2 separate regions of the Mus musculus genome follow, and region 1 is linked to region 2. The links are chromatin loops, found by intact Hi-C in ENCODE. Cell type or tissue: heart. All regions are shown on one strand. Links, peaks and the distances in the headings refer to the core of each region. The heading gives the core; the rest is flanking DNA.

Region 1 (7,669 bases), core at 858-5,857, 410 kb before region 2:
TACATTCAGATTCTACACAATCTCTTGTGTCGCTTCTGTTTGTCATTCATTCGCCGACTCCTTGTTCACCTGCAACTAGAGACCCATTCTAAGCAGACAGGGACCAAAAAGGGTCTGTGGCAACCCGGGTATTTGGTGATTCAAAATACTGTCAGTGAGGTAACTGATAACAACTGTAGAATGAAGCAAAGAGGAGGCACTGAGACAGGTAACCCAGAGATGAGACCCTGAGACAGTCAGAAGACTGTTAACCATGAACCTTAGTGAGGAAAGTAAGAGATCGATGAATTGCCTTAAGTGGTTTATGCTCAGGAATTTAAATAAATGGGAATCCCTAACTAGTGTCTACTGACCTCAGCCTTCTCTTTCATATGGCATATCATGCTGCCATATATAAGCCACACAGTAAAGTAAAACCCCCTTTGCATTTTTTTTGTCACACTGTATGTTCTTCTACGCTTCCCCAGCATTCTTGTTCTCCTATGATCTAGCCGCTGGAAAGTGAGTGGCACAAAGTAAGGACTTCATAGAGCTTTTGCTGGACTTTTTCTATTCCATGTGAAGGTCTTCTTCTGCCATCCAAGCTCACCCTGAACTATCCATTCTCCTCTCTCACCACCTTATGTAACTACAACTACAGGTGCACGACATTGATATTTGTTCTAGATTACTACTTATAATGCCCAACACAAAGTAAATGCTATAGAAATAGGTGTGATATTGTGTAGAGAATGGCTAGGAATGAAAGTCTATAGAATCTAGATGGAAAAAAGTTTAGATCCATAGTTGGGTGGATTTATGGATGAGGACCCACAGATATGGAGGGTCAAATAAACTAAGTGTGAGCTGGGGCCATTGCTAATCTATGAGGTCTGCAAGAAAAACAAAATGTCCAATGCATAACTTAACAATCTCCCAGCCAAAAGTATATCAATGCACAGTAACTTCTTGGCTGCTTGTTTGTTTGTTTTTCAGGATTGTTATTTATGAAGCTCTTAGAAACCAATGTCAAGAGCTGAAAGGTAATATACCAGGTGATATTTAGTAGTGCTGCACTTGTGTGCCAACAGATTTAGGAGCTACAAGAAATCAGAGTGGGGGTGGGGGGTGATGGATGAGAAGGTCTATGAAACACTGTCTTTTGGGTATGACTGCATTTCATAAGGTTTACTTTCAAGCATCTTGCTCTTAAAACACAAAGGAAGAATCTTCCTCTGTATCAGGTGTTACAGAAGAGTCAAATATGTTGGTTTCAGCTGCGCATAGATACATTAAACTTCCTATTTCTTATTCTCTAGAATTGGTCCAATTTCATAAATTCCCAATATATGTTTGAAGGATGGACTGGTAATAGATGCATATCTTCACAATACATGCTAAATTAGGGGGCAGGGTTGCGGAGGTCTCCACCCAAGTCAATGGTTGATCCTTTAAGCATATGATTTGCTTAAATTACAATAAATACATGTCACTCATTAATTCTGTACAGAGGTCTTAAGACCTTTTCTTTGATGATTTGTTGAAATTACTATTCCCATCAACCATTTGAAATCCATGCTATGGTTAAATGTGACCTAACTCTTGAGAACTCATTCTGGGTCTTTTCAATTCTGCTCACTTGTCTTATCTCATCTTATTAGTCATGTGCTTAGGAATGCCAGCTAGAGGCTAAATAAACGGCTTAAAGGGTAAAAGTGCTCGCCACAGAAGTTTGAGTAAGTATTAGAATCCCAAGACTGCAAAAGCTAACATGCCAAGAGTGATAATCTCTACTCTCTTTAGGGAGATGGGAGACAAAGACAGGGGAACTCCTAGAAACCCACAAGACAGCTAGCCTACCATTTGTAGTAAAAAAAAATAAGCAAAAGAAATTGTCTCAAACAAGATGTAAAGAAAAGAGCAGTACCAAAGGTTGTCACCTGATCTATGCACGCACACCATGGCACGAAAGTGACCAAATTCACACACATATGTGAACGCATACATATACACATCACGTGCTCTTTCCTCTCCCACCTCCCACTCTCAGAATGTCATCTAGATTTTCATGCCAAGTGCGCTCAAATTTAAACTAGTTTATTTAAAAGTAAACCTTTCCTTTAAAAAAAAAAAGGAAAAAGAATATTTTCCTCTTCTTATTCTTGTTTCTTTCCCATTCTTCAGCTTAAAAAATGTAGACAATGCTCCTTAGCAATCACTGAGTAAAATATGACTAGAGACAAAAATAAAACTGATTCAAAGAGTTTAGAATCCGTTTATATGTGAGCATCAATTCCTTCCAGAGGCAAGTAAATCAAAACCCTTTCAGTGTGTGCTTCTCAAGTCCAGTTAGTTTTGCTTCATTATATATTTCAACAATAACAAAAAAATCTCACAATAACCACTGAAAACACTGCTCCTTTCTTCCGCCTTTTTAACGCCCCAAATTAATGCTGCTTGGTAGTTTTATTTATTTAGATAGACGTGTGTTCTTCTTAGTCTGTATCAGAAACTTGACACAGCCAAGACAGAGCCTCAGTTAAAGAAGCGGCCTGTGGCAATGCCTGTGATGAACTATCTTTACTGAGATTCGCGGAGGACAGCCCAGCCAACTGCAGGCCGTATCAGCCCCGGGCAGGTGCATCTGGGCACAGTTCCTCTTTGGTTTCTGCTTCAACTTCTTCCTTGACTTCCTGCCTAGAATTCCCTCGGGGATGCACTGAGCCCTGGAAAGCATAAGCCAAATCAACCCTTTCCTCCCAAGTTGCCCTTGGTCAGGGTGTTTACCACAGCAACAGAAAGCAATCTAGATCAAGGTTCACTTTCTTAACATCATGTGCTATGCTTACAATTTCCTTTATAAGAGCTACTAACATTTGCCTCCTTTCATGCGGCTTGATACCCTGATTTTTACTCTGTCTAAACATGTTCCTTTTCCATAATAAAGTTTCAAATTGCCTACTCTCTAACCAATGCATACAAGGCTCTGAAGTTGTAAAATCTTCCAAAATTTCACTCTCAGTTTCCTTCTTATGAATTGCTAGACACTACCGTAATAAAAAATCAAGTACATGAAAAAACAGTTACCTCAAAATGTCCCCAGAATTATCCACCTTTATTTAGTGTGTTCTGTCCAAAGCAGTAAGGTCAGCCACCAACAGAACAATTAATTACACACATGGGACCGGTGAGATGAGCGCCTAGCATTAAGGCAGACACGGGGGGAGCTCAACAAACACCTTCCAATAGATACTGAAATGGAGATACGGAAGGGAATGCTGGGACAAGGTGAGACAGGCTTTGAGATACTTGTAATTTATCAAGTTGTTTAAGAAAATAGAAATTAAGTTGTTATAATATCCTTCCCATCCTTTACTTTTAATCATGCAAATGTATTAACTTTATTTCTTTTATAAGATTAAATAAGAAAAACATCTTTATATAAACATAAAAGCAGAATAACAGTTTTCTGAAATATCAATGTAGTTGAAATATGTGAAATTAACTAGACTAAAAAGAGGTCAAACAAAATCTTCATCATGGTGAAACTGCCTATTATCAATGCTACTAAGTATTACAAGTTGTAATTTGTTTTATGGTAGAAAAAAATTAGCCTGCAGGAATCTTGTTTGATACTGCATTTTTGAACAGACAATAACAACATTGTGTTTATTCTGTGAAGGGAGGTGTGGAAGAAGTTAACTCGAGCAGCATCATAACATTTACCAATCTGACAAGTGTGCCCAAGTTCTAGGCATATATTATGTGTGGACTCTATAAATAAATCGAGTCTACATATTAAAATGCTGATTCTTCTAATAAAGAACTTTATAAAATGTAATAAGCCACAAATAATTCGACAAAGTCATAAAGCAGTTTTTAAAGTATACAGAGAACAACGTATATATACATAAAAATACAGAGTAACTATGAACTGCCAGAACAACTCAAGTGTAATAATTACTTATGCTCAGTAGATGGCGACAGCTGCATTAGTCACAAACACACTGTTGATAGACCATAGACTAATGTACCAACAGAGCTTTAAGGGAGGTCACGTACAAATACTCTGTATGCATTAGACACAAATGACTTGCTCATGTACTCGTATTTGAACTGTGACTCTTTTCCAGATTGTCATATGGACTACATAGGAATGCTAGGGGATTCTAGCTATTTTCAGAATTATTTTATAAATTTAGACTGATGTAGGGGGTTCTGGTGTTCTATCCTTTAGATTTAAGTGTGAGTGTCAACTGATCTCATAACAAATATCGGATGGGGAACAATTCTCACTTCCTCTGCAGAGCTTATGAAATAGCAGTTCAGGGTAACAAACATGCTTAACTAGCGTGCACCGTTGTGTATGTGCAGGATATGCACATATGGGTACATGCACGAGCTAGTGGAGTCCAGAAGTCAGCAGTGGTGTCTTGTTCTGTCACCTTCCACCTTAATCTTAGGCTGAGCTCTCGCTGAGCCCACAGCTCACCCACTGGGCAAGCCTAGCAGAGCAACAAGCCCTGGGACTCTTGTCTCCAACGCACTAGCACACAGGACGGGCTTGTTACATGTATTTGGGGTTAAACTCAGGTCCTCATGCTTGCAAGGGCAAGGACTTTATTGATAGAACCATCTGCCCAGGCCCTGTGTGTGTGTGTCTTGATAAATATGTTTCTGAAGTAGAACAATAAAAAAAGACATGAAATCGGCCAGAAAGTTTTTTCTAACTTTTATGGGCTCATATTTATTTGCCTATGAAAAATTTAAAAAAAATAACATGCAAAAGAATATATTAGGGAAATCTCCTGCAGTTTGTTTCTAAATTGTTGATGAATATGTAAATATGACAGGTCTCTATTCAGAAGTAACTTAGATGCATTCTTCCAGTGGAAAACCCCACGCTTATAAGGCAGGAATCATTGGCATCACGTGTATTCTTCACTCCATGAGTATTTTACCTTCAAAAGGTAAAACTGGAGATTCCAGTTTGAAACTTTTCACAAACACTAACCATTTTAATTCTTTAATTATTTGAAAACTGGAAAACCACATCTTGTGTTATAATTCTCTGTGTTCTTACGTGTGATGTGTACATGTGTGTATATGATTTGTGTGCATTGATTGCATCATGTAAATGTATGGGTGTGTGCACCTATGCACACTCATGTGGAGGCCAGAGGAGGATGCAGACTGTCTCCCACATACCACTCTCCTCACTGCCATGAGAAGCATCTCTCACTGAATCAGAAGTTCACCATCTTGTTAGCCCAGCTGTCCACGGAGCTCCCAGGATCCATCTTTCCTTGCGCCAGTGCTGAAGTTACAGGCATGGACAGTCATGCCTGAATTTCTCTTGTCTTTGAGTGCTGGAGACCAAGCTCAGGTCCTCACACTTACAGAGCAAGTGCTCTCACCTGCTGAGCCACCGTCTCAGCACCATGTTATAATTCTTCATCACAAAATACTAAAACTCCATCCTCTGTTGTGGACAAAGGGTAAAAGACTGACGAACTATGCTTGATCCTAACAAGTTTAAGCAATTTCTCTTGCTCAAGTAAAATGCTAGATTATATTTATTTACATATAAACTGCATACTATTAATACTCCTTTTAGTAGAAAAAAGGATATCATGAAGAGCACCCCTTAATTTTAAATAAGTGTTATCGTGTTTGACAAAATTATATATTTTACATATAAATGTTTTAAGGAAGTAATTTTTTCAAAGTTTCAATGGCTTGCCATAATTTTCTATCCTGGTACATACTCATTCACCACCACCATCACCATCATCACCACCATCACCATCATCACCATCATCACCATCCTTTCTATTTATACTGTGTTACTAACACGATGGTTCTTAGTTTATTTATTGTATTTGTAGCTCTAGAGACCAAACCCAGGACTTAACACATACAAAACAAGGACTCTAAGTACATCTTGGCCCTGCTGTTGCCTTTTAAAGTCCATGATATAAAGTAGATTCTCTAACATGAATGGCAAATGATTTGTTTCTTTTCCCAATCAGAGCTCTAAGTGTCTCATGTATTTGTTTCAAAGCTTAATTGTTTTCTCGACCCATTAGACACCAGAATGCCTACAAAAGCATCACATAAACGCACGCACACACACACACACACACACACACACACACACACAAACACACACTAAAAAGCAAAGGCTGCTTTAATGACGCAAACAAACAAAACACTTTCATACCTGTTTTATGAACAGATAAATTTAGTAGAAAAGTATCAACTACAGGCAAATGCGTGGTCGGAAGTACTGCAATTTTCCTTTCAAAAACAAAATAGATTTACCAGAAGACCCAGCAATACCACTCTTGGGAATATACCCAAGATGCCCCACCATGCCACAGGGGCACATGTTTGACTATGTTCATAGTGGCCTTATTTGTGATAGCCAGAAGCTAGAAACAACCCAGATGTCCCACAACAGAAGAATGGATACAGAAAATGTAGTTCATTTACACAATGGAGTACTACTCAGCTATTAAGAATGAGGACACCCTGACTTTTGTAGGCAAATGGATGGAACTAGAAAATATCATCCTGAGTGAGGTAACTCAGACCCAAAAGGACAAGCATAGTATGTATTCACTAATAAGTGGATATTAGCCAAAATAAATAAATAGAGAGAGAGAGAGAGAGAGAGAGAGAGAGAGAGAGAGAGAGAGAGAGAGAGAAAGAAAGAAAGAAAGAAAGAAAGAAAGAAAGAAAGAAAGAAAGAAAGAAAGAAAAGAGGGAGGGAGGGAGGGAGGGAGGGAGGGAGGGAGGGAGGGAAGAAAGGAAGAAAGGAAAGAAAGGAAGAAAGGAAGAAAGGAAGAAAGGAAGAAAGGAAGAAAGGAAGAAAGGAAGAAAGAAAAGTACTTAATACTCAAGACACAGTCCACAGAACTCAAAAAAGTCAACAAGCTGAAGGGCCCATGTGAGGACGCCTCTGTCCCACTTGGGAGAAAGAAGAAAGCAATCACAAGTGGGGAGGGAGGGAGGGACTTGGGAAGGAAAGTGGGCGTGGGGGGGTGTAGTGAGGGGTAGAGAAGAACCTGATCTGGTATTGGGTGAGGAAAGAGGACTGAAGCCCTGAGGGTCAGCAAAAAAAAAAAATAATGGAAACAGGCAACTTCGGGAGGTAGGAGTTTGGGGGTACCCTCCAGAATGCACCAGAGACCTGGGAAATGAGAGACTCTCAGAACTCAAAGTGAGAGACCTTAAATGAAATGCCCGACAGTAGGGAGAGGGAACTTATAAAGCCCACCTCCAGCAGGAAGACAGGACATCAAGTGAGGGAGGGGGTTGCCATCCCACAGTCAATACTCTGGCCCATATTTGTTCCTGTCTGAAAGAACTGCAGGGATGAAAATGGAGAGGAACCTGAAGAAAAGAAGGTCCAGCCACAAACCCAAAATGGGATCCAGCTCAAGGGGAGACCCCAAGACCTGACACTATTACTGAGGCTACGGAGCACTCACAGAAAGGGACGTAACATGACCACATTCCAGAAGACCCAAGAAGCAGCTGAAAGAAAGAAGCAGATGCAGATATTTGTACCCAACCAACTGACTGAAGCTGCTGACCCCTGTGGTTGAATTAGGGAAAGGCTGGAAGAAGCTGAGGAGGAAGTCAACCCTGTAGGAGGACCAGCAGTCTCAACTGACCTGGACCC
Region 2 (7,669 bases), core at 1,588-6,587:
GTCCTCCCTGTTAACCTTAATGACTCCATGACAATCAGATAGTATTAAGACCAGGAGGCAAAGGTGCAGTTAACATATTAACAAAATGGTAAACACTGGGACCTTCAGGACAGCCCTTAGGGCTGTGGGAAATAACTCTAAAAACATGAGTTGGAAAATACATAATTTCTCAACTGTGCAAAGTATAAGGATGCAATATGAATTATGAGTGATTCAAGAATCTAGAGGAACAAAGGCAGCTGCATTAATGATCCAGCTTGTCAGAAAAATACAGAGGCAGGGAGATTCCTGAGTTCAAGGTCAGCCTAGGACTGAGCAGGGTTAGGCCCAGGGGTAGTATAGAAATGGTAATTTCAGGATGGACTCCAACCCATTTATCTGATCACCTGTGTTTAACAGAGTCAGATTTCTGAATCCTTATACAATATTAAAAGAAAATGTGTGCTTGCTGTCTCCTACGAATTAAGGAGCTAGGGTGATGGGCTACTGATTCATAGGAATCAAAAGGAAACCTGAAGTGACTAGATTGATATGTAAAATAAAAGACTGGGCTTATGAACTGCAAGAAATGAGCTATCCAGAGAATTTTTTTAGAATAGCAAGAGAGTACTGTTGAGAGAAGTGTCTCAAGCAGGAGAGAGAGAGAGAGAGCTAGCTAGCTTTCTGCAGCTCTCCAGAGAAGAAAAGAAAGCAAAACAGAGAGAAAGCAGTCTGGAAAGCTGGCTCCAGCAGAGCATAGGCCACCAGCTTGCACTCACGAATTGACTGCGAGTGGTTTGTTTTTGCAGCTCCCAGACACCCCTTCTCTCAGGACCCCTCTCCAAGCCGAGGTTGGTCCCTGGTAGGATCCAAGGAGATCTCCAGTTTGGACTCTCTCTCCACCTAAAGTTTGAGTGAGGGTCTCTATAAGACGAAGAAGAGGAGCTTTCAGGTGATTCCAGAAATGGATAATAAATAATAGAAAGGAAATCCAAAAGGAAAAGAGGCCAGGAAGAAAGCTAGTATAGTTGCCAAAGATGTGAAGTTCTGTAGCTAAATATGCTTGCTGTTAAGCTTGACACACTGAGGAGGGTGTCTAGAACTCACACGGTTAAAGGAGAGACGTGAGTCCCCACAAGATGTCCTAGGAGCCCCACACTCATTATTAGCACGGTTTAACGTCTAATGCTCTGAACCTTGAAGTCTAAATACAGCATAGCATAGTGAGGGCGAGAAGTCTGAAGCATTTTTTATACCGTGTATATATACCTGAAACCCCTCATCAACATTTAAGGTGTATATGCGCTTGTGTTCTCTCAGCCACCCACGGGGATCTTGCAATGGTGCAGCGAACGCTCATTGACTCCTCTTTCAATGTCTCTTTTCTCTAGCATGCTTTTGGCCCAGAGGAGACTCATCTCCCTTGGCTGCAGATCAAAGCCCATAAAGACAATTTACTCTTCTTCGAAAGTCCTCGGACTCTGCACTTCTGCCGTAGGTATTGCTTGTCACAGACCCAATATTGCATGTATTTTCTCACGTTGGTTAAAAATTATGCAATTTCCCAGGGACTTTTAGTATCTCAGTGGGAGGTGTAGTTCTGTGATGTGGGCTGAGGGAGTGAGTCTTAGTGGGGGGTGTAATTCTGTGATGTGGGCTGAGGGAGTGAGTCTCATCACTGGCCAGAACTCTGGTTCTTTGAGCACCTGCCTGCTTGTCGCTCGTGGCTCATCGTGGTGGCCGTTCTTAGTCTACGGTCACAAAATATGAGTTTGAATATGAGTTTCTCTGTGTTCCAAATGAGAATGTGTGACAGGTGTATTCACTTGCCCAAAGTTGGGTACCTTACTCACCGTGCCTGGCTCTGCCATGCTGAAGTGCAAACCTTTTTGTTTAGCAAAGGCTATTGCTGTGACCAAAAGTCCAAAAGTGCAGGTCGATGACCTCCAGTTCACCTAATTCAGTGTTTCTCAACCTACGGGTTGTGACCCTTTCACAGGAGTCATATCTGATATCCTGCATGTCAGAGGTGACACTTAACAACAATAGCCATCACTTAGGTCATCAAGAAGGGGAAGCCAACAGAGCTGCCATTTATTATTATTTATTATTTTGGTTACCTGTGGAGTTCAGGTGCCGTCTCACTGTTAGCTTCAAGGTTGATAGAGACAGGGGTTCACTCAGGTTAGGGGTACAGGTTAGGAGTGTTGTCTGATAGTCATGTGGGTGTTAGGTGAGACGCAGAAGGTGAACACTGGAGTTGCACGTGTGGACCACTGCACAGCATGCCAAGCTGTACCTCGCCCCACCCCCAGCATCTGGGAAACCTCCAGGGCTTAGCTGTGTCTCCAGCTGCCATGAGTTCAGAGAAGCCAGTGGGCACAGGTGTGTATGAAATACGCAATGCATGGAAAGGCAAACTACTTTCTCCACAGACTGAAGTCAGCCAAACGTGCAGCAACAGGCTTTGATAGATACCTGTTTGCCTTCAGTTTAGGAAGGTCCAGCGCAGTTCACACCCACTGCGCTCCTAGGACCGGTCCTGGGAGGGTGTGCCGCCCGTGCCTGGCTTCCTGTTGAGGTATGTGTAAGATTTTCCTCTAACACACCATCTCTCGGAGAGTCAGGATTGACCCGTCCAGCAGGTCCAGTTATTCGAGGATCTCGAGGGGACCTCCTCCTAATAACCAAATGGGGGGTAGAGAGAGACGAGGGTCTTGTACGAGTAACGACACGGAATCCGTTCTGAAGTTGTATCAAGACCCCCAAAATGTATTAGCCAGGCCCAAGGTTTAAATACACAAGCAAAGGGGGAAGTGCCTTTCAGCAGGAAGGATGGGGCAGTAGAATTGCACAAGGAAACGGGGAAGTACAGATACTTATCAGCGAGAGGGATGGGGTAATACAAGCAAAAGGAGAAGTATTTATCAGTGGGAGGGGGGGCAATAGAATTGCACATTCTTAGGCAGTTACGCGGGGAAGCAGGAACTTGGCGGTATCAGGGTATCTTGAGGTCAGGACATCCGGCGCTGACTTTCTTGGAGCGGTGCATCCGGTGGCCCACTTTTGACCCTCTTTTCTTCTCGGGGGGAGAGGCCCAATTCAGAGATCAGGACAATAGTGTTGCCTTAATGGCTCCCAACACAGGATCACTCATGAGTTCAGTCAAGAGAAGCTGAACACATCACATTCAAAATGTTCATTTTTTTGGCTGGTTGATTTGGTTTGGTGCGGTTTTTCAGACAGGGTTTCCTGTAAGGGAGTCTGACCTAGAGCTTGCTAGGTAGCTCCGGCTGGCTTCCTCCTGCCTCTGCCTCTCAAGTTCTTGGCTTACAGGTATGCATCACCATGCCTGCCTGCCTGCCTGCCTGCCTGCCTGCTTATTTGTAGTTTGAGACAGGCACTATATAGACCAGGCTGACCTCAACTTTGTAATGATTCCTTATCTCCAGCCTCCAGTACTGTTGGGAATACAGGACAGCCACGAAACCCAGCTTAGAAATAATAGTGTATAAAATAGAGAAACCGAGTATGTGTTGCTTAGAGGTTTCCGTTAGATTCTCAGACCTTTGTATCTGGAGTAATTGCCTCATCCTTAAATCTTAGTTCAGAGGTCCGGCTGAATTTTACATTCAGTTTTTCCATCATGGCAGGAGCAGTCTGTGTTGGTGCTGCCATCTAGTGGCCAAACATAGTAATCCACCTGGTTTCCTGAATACGGAGCTCCTATCTGGGAAGCTCCTATCTGTGAGATCATTTTGTTTATCTTTACTTGAGGAACTTCCGTTCTTTCCAGAGAGAAAAAGGAGGCGTGGTCTCAGAACACCCTGACAACCTTTTCAAATCAAGTCTAGATGCAACAAACTACAGTGAAGACTGACAACTCAATTGATCGTTTGCTAGAAAACGATCCGTGAAAAACCAGCCACAAGCAACCACACAGCATCCCCGTAACCCCGTGGCAGCGGGCCTTGTGTTTGTCTGTAGCTCATGGCTTACCTTGTGGAGCTGTAAATTGAACCCAGAGCCTGCACACTCAAAGCAAACACTCCTCCACTGAGCTATAACCCAGTCCTTTGATTTGTTCTTTGTCATTACGGATTAGTTCGCCTTTGTATTTTATAGGAGGGTTTTTTTTATATACATACAATGATTTTAAGTGTAGCATGTCGGTGGTTTCTCCCTCCTTGCCGTTGAGTGCTACTTCAGGTTGTAGATTGGCCGTTGCTTCCTTCTCTTTTCCCCCTTTGAGAAGCTTTGTGTTGTTTCTAGGTTTAGATTTCTGTGCATAAACTGTGTGAAGGGTCCCTGTGCCTTGATTTATTAGATGAGGTTTTCCGTTCTCTTGTAAACACCTCACAGTGAGATGTCTGCTTTACTTTTAACTATATTTAAATTATGTTTAGTTTTTAGGTCACTTCCAAAACATTTCCCAAACTGCCTGGACCCCATTACATCCCATGAGGCCTGAGCAGTAGCCAGTGGCCCACATCCCTGTCCGCAACACTTGCTGTCTACAAACATCTTAATGGATTCATTATGATGTCTCCTGATTTTAGTTTTCATTTCCCTGGAGATTCCTGGGGCTTAATGTCCCTCCCTGAGAGTGAATTTGGGCGTGGGGTGGGGGAGGTTACTTTGTGTCTTGGGAAGGAAAGTAGAGTAGGTGGGGACAGAGATGAAACAAAACCTGTGGGCTCGAGGTCTCTTCCCTGTGTGCTGGAGCGCCCCTCTGCACTTCCAACAGAAGCGCCAACCTTCTTATCATTCTCCTTTATACCAAAAGACTGCATGCAGATTTAGTCTGCAACTCATGCAAATAAGAGGTCTGATAGCTTTGGGCTGTTGAGGGCATCTGATGTGCCAGGGGAAGCCTCGGCCCTTGGTAATGTCCCAGTGAAGTCCTGAGAGTGCCGGGTTGCACAGAAGCCCGAGTGACAGCTGTGTACTTCACAAAAGAAGCCATGGCATAGGTTGGGAGATAGTATGGCATTTCCAGTGTGTTTTAAACGAAACGAGAGACATTATGAAGTATTATTAGTGATAAGGAATGAAGGAGTCCTAAGTGCTGTGGCTGTGGGCACTGGGACATCAAAATATACACAAATAAGTAAAATTAAAATACAATAGTGTGAGTGTGTGTGTGTGTGTGTGTGTGTGTGTGTGTGTGTAGTATTCAGGGTTCTTCTAGAAGAATACAGAATCATACATTGTATACAGCTCTGCTTTTGCTATTTTAGGCCTTTCTTGCCCTCTAGTCACCTTGGCTGCGCTGGGTAAAGACTTGATTAATGACTTCTACTGTCTGGATTTGACAGCCTCGTTTCCCTCAGCTTCATCCCCTTGTTTGTGAGGCTTTTTCTGTACCCGTCTCATCCAACCTACAAGCATTAAATCCTGTGGGTTAAGTCCTTAAAATGTGTACAGCTGTAGCTTCCTGTATTGGGCGCCCGGGTTGTAATTCCTTTCATCTTTGGAACTAGCTTTGTTGACAGTTTTCCTTATCTTTGCTAAACTCGCTCGCCACCGCCACCGTGTGTTGAAGCTCTAGAGAGGCACCCTTCCCTTCAAGCTGAGGAAAGATTAAGTAGCTTGTGATTTCAGCAGCTTTGTATAAGACACAGCTCGTGAATATGCAACACCTGAAATCTCACTGATGAACAAATGCACTCCACATGCTTGGCTGTGTTCAAAATTCACACCAGACCTTTAGCTGCTCTCTAGGAAGTAAGTTTTACACAACCACTATTTACCTCTGCCGTTGAGTCTGGTGTGCGAAGAGCATCTTATGACCTTGGTCAAAGCGAAGGGAGATTGCTTATTCTGGGGCCAAATATGAGTTGCCGTTGTTCAGGAGCACGGGAACACCCAAATTCCATGTTCCAGTGTGTTAACAGTCTGATGGAGCTTTTGTGGTAATGAACAAAGATAGTCATGAATCAAGCCAGTTTTAAAATATGTTGGTGAAGACATTAGGTAGGGAGGTTAAAGCAAGGTGCGTGCGTGCGCATGTGTTGGGGGGGGGTCTCTATTCTTATCTGTGACACTCAGCCTTTCGGTTGGCAAAGCTAGTGATCTATTATACCATTCAAAGGATTTTTGTACATTAGCCATAAATACATTAGAATAGACACTGAGTCCCTCAAGGGGGCTGAAAATAACCTGAGAGAAATTGAAACTGGGCTCTGGACCTGCAACGTTCCAACCTAACCTCTGTGAGTGACCAGTGGCTTCTCACCTACTTCTCACCCGTCAACTGATTTCCCCAGTGCGTGAGCAAAGCAAGTGCTTACGCAATGGGAGGTTTAGTTTGTTTTTGCTTCATTTTGTTTTCTTCTCTTCATTGCCTTTGGAGGCCAAAAGGCTGACATCACTTTAATAGAGACCTTCCTTCCTACTGAAGGAAGGAAGAGTCTTACGTTCTCTGGCTTTTCAGTGGTTTCCATGGGGGGTTTTGGCATTCCTGACTTGGAGAGCCATGACTTTAGCCTCTGTCAAGGCCTCCACACTGGGTGCCCAGATGTCCCCTTAAATGAGGAGCCAACACATCAAAGCAGATGTGAGCCCACCCTAGTGACCTCATCTTAACTCTGGCATATGCAATGAGCCTATTTCTTCTTTTTACGACATCTTTTTTTTAATTTTTTATGCATCTGAGTGTTTTGTCTGCATGCATGTGTATGTATCACATACATTGATTGATACTTCCCAGAAGAGGGTGTCAGAACTCTGGAACTGGAGTTACAAAATCTTCCATGTGGGTGCTGGGACTAAATCACATCTTCTAGAAGGATATCCAGTGCTCTTAGCTACTGAGCCATGTCTCCAGTCCCCAGGGACCCTATTTCTATAGCCAAACTCTGAGTATTAAGAGTTAGGGTCTCCACCTACGTAATTGAGGCACACCAAATTCAACCCATAACAGCGACCTGTCTGATCCTGCCTTTATTTAGTTGTTTCCCAAAGTACTTACTGCTTCCCCTAGTGGGCAGTTACATAACCCGACTTCATGGCTCAGCCATGAAATAACTGATTATATATATATATTTCTTAAAGGAGGTAGTGTTTGGGTAGAGGCTGAATTTTGTCTCAAGATGACAGTGACAAAGAGCAGAGCAGCAGCTGAGGTTCTGTGCATAAGAAATATAAGCGAAAGGAAAACCTTTATAATCTTATGCTTTTAGTTACTGTACTGGGGCTAGGAAGATTGGGGTTAAAGCATTTGTCGTACAAGTGTGAGGACATGCACTCCTGTGGGAAACGGATGCGGTCGCATGGGCCAAGATGGCGCCCTGGCCCATTGCCAAGCCCAGTGAAACCCACATGTTTACTGCCTTGCCCGAACATGCGCAGTGAAACTGCATGTGTAAGCTACCTGCCAAGTTGGATCTGTCAGCCTATCTGTGACCGATCTGAGCTTGTGCCTGGAGCGTGTGTGATTCTGATTGGATGAGGTGGTGTGGAGGGAGATGAGGTCAGTTGCCGCTACTGTATAAATATAGACCTTGCCCTGAGGGGAAGAGAGCTGTAAGTGGAGAGGGCTGTGCCCCAAGTAAAAGAGCTGTAAGTAAAGAGCTGTGCCCCAAGTAAAAAAGCTGTAAGTAAAAAGCTATGAAGGAAGCTGCAAGTAAAGCGGAAGCTGCATGAACCCATCTTGGTGTCTGTGTCGTTCCTGTCTCCAAGGGCGGCA

The links. Hi-C counts contacts between places; a loop is a spot of excess contacts. Peaks named below come from ENCODE experiments on the same cell type or tissue, not always from the same donor. Only the 100,000 strongest peaks of a DNase experiment are listed, where the experiment ranks them.
Region 1: it touches region 2 in a loop (2.2-fold over the local background); 2 of 42 quality-filtered maps call a loop at or near these places.

Annotation. Positions count from the first base shown.
Region 1 is chr3:142,291,081-142,298,749 of GRCm38, forward strand. All of the region lies in intron 7 of Pdlim5 (PDZ and LIM domain 5), which reads right to left. Among named protein-coding and RNA genes, the nearest start is that of Pdlim5, 100 kb to the right of the region's middle. In heart, for the core only: a CTCF peak has its summit at 3,956 (motif pointing right); no DNase peak of the experiment used is centred there.
Region 2 is chr3:142,705,319-142,712,987 of GRCm38, forward strand. It overlaps Kyat3 (kynurenine aminotransferase 3), which reads left to right. Exons shown (of 14, transcript NM_001293560.1): 2 at 1,371-1,473. The coding sequence starts at 1,372. Among named protein-coding and RNA genes, the nearest start is that of Kyat3, 8.1 kb to the left of the region's middle. In heart, for the core only: CTCF peaks have their summits at 3,665 (motif pointing left) and 5,523; DNase peaks (open chromatin) are centred at 3,063 and 3,673; H3K27ac peaks cover 224 bases.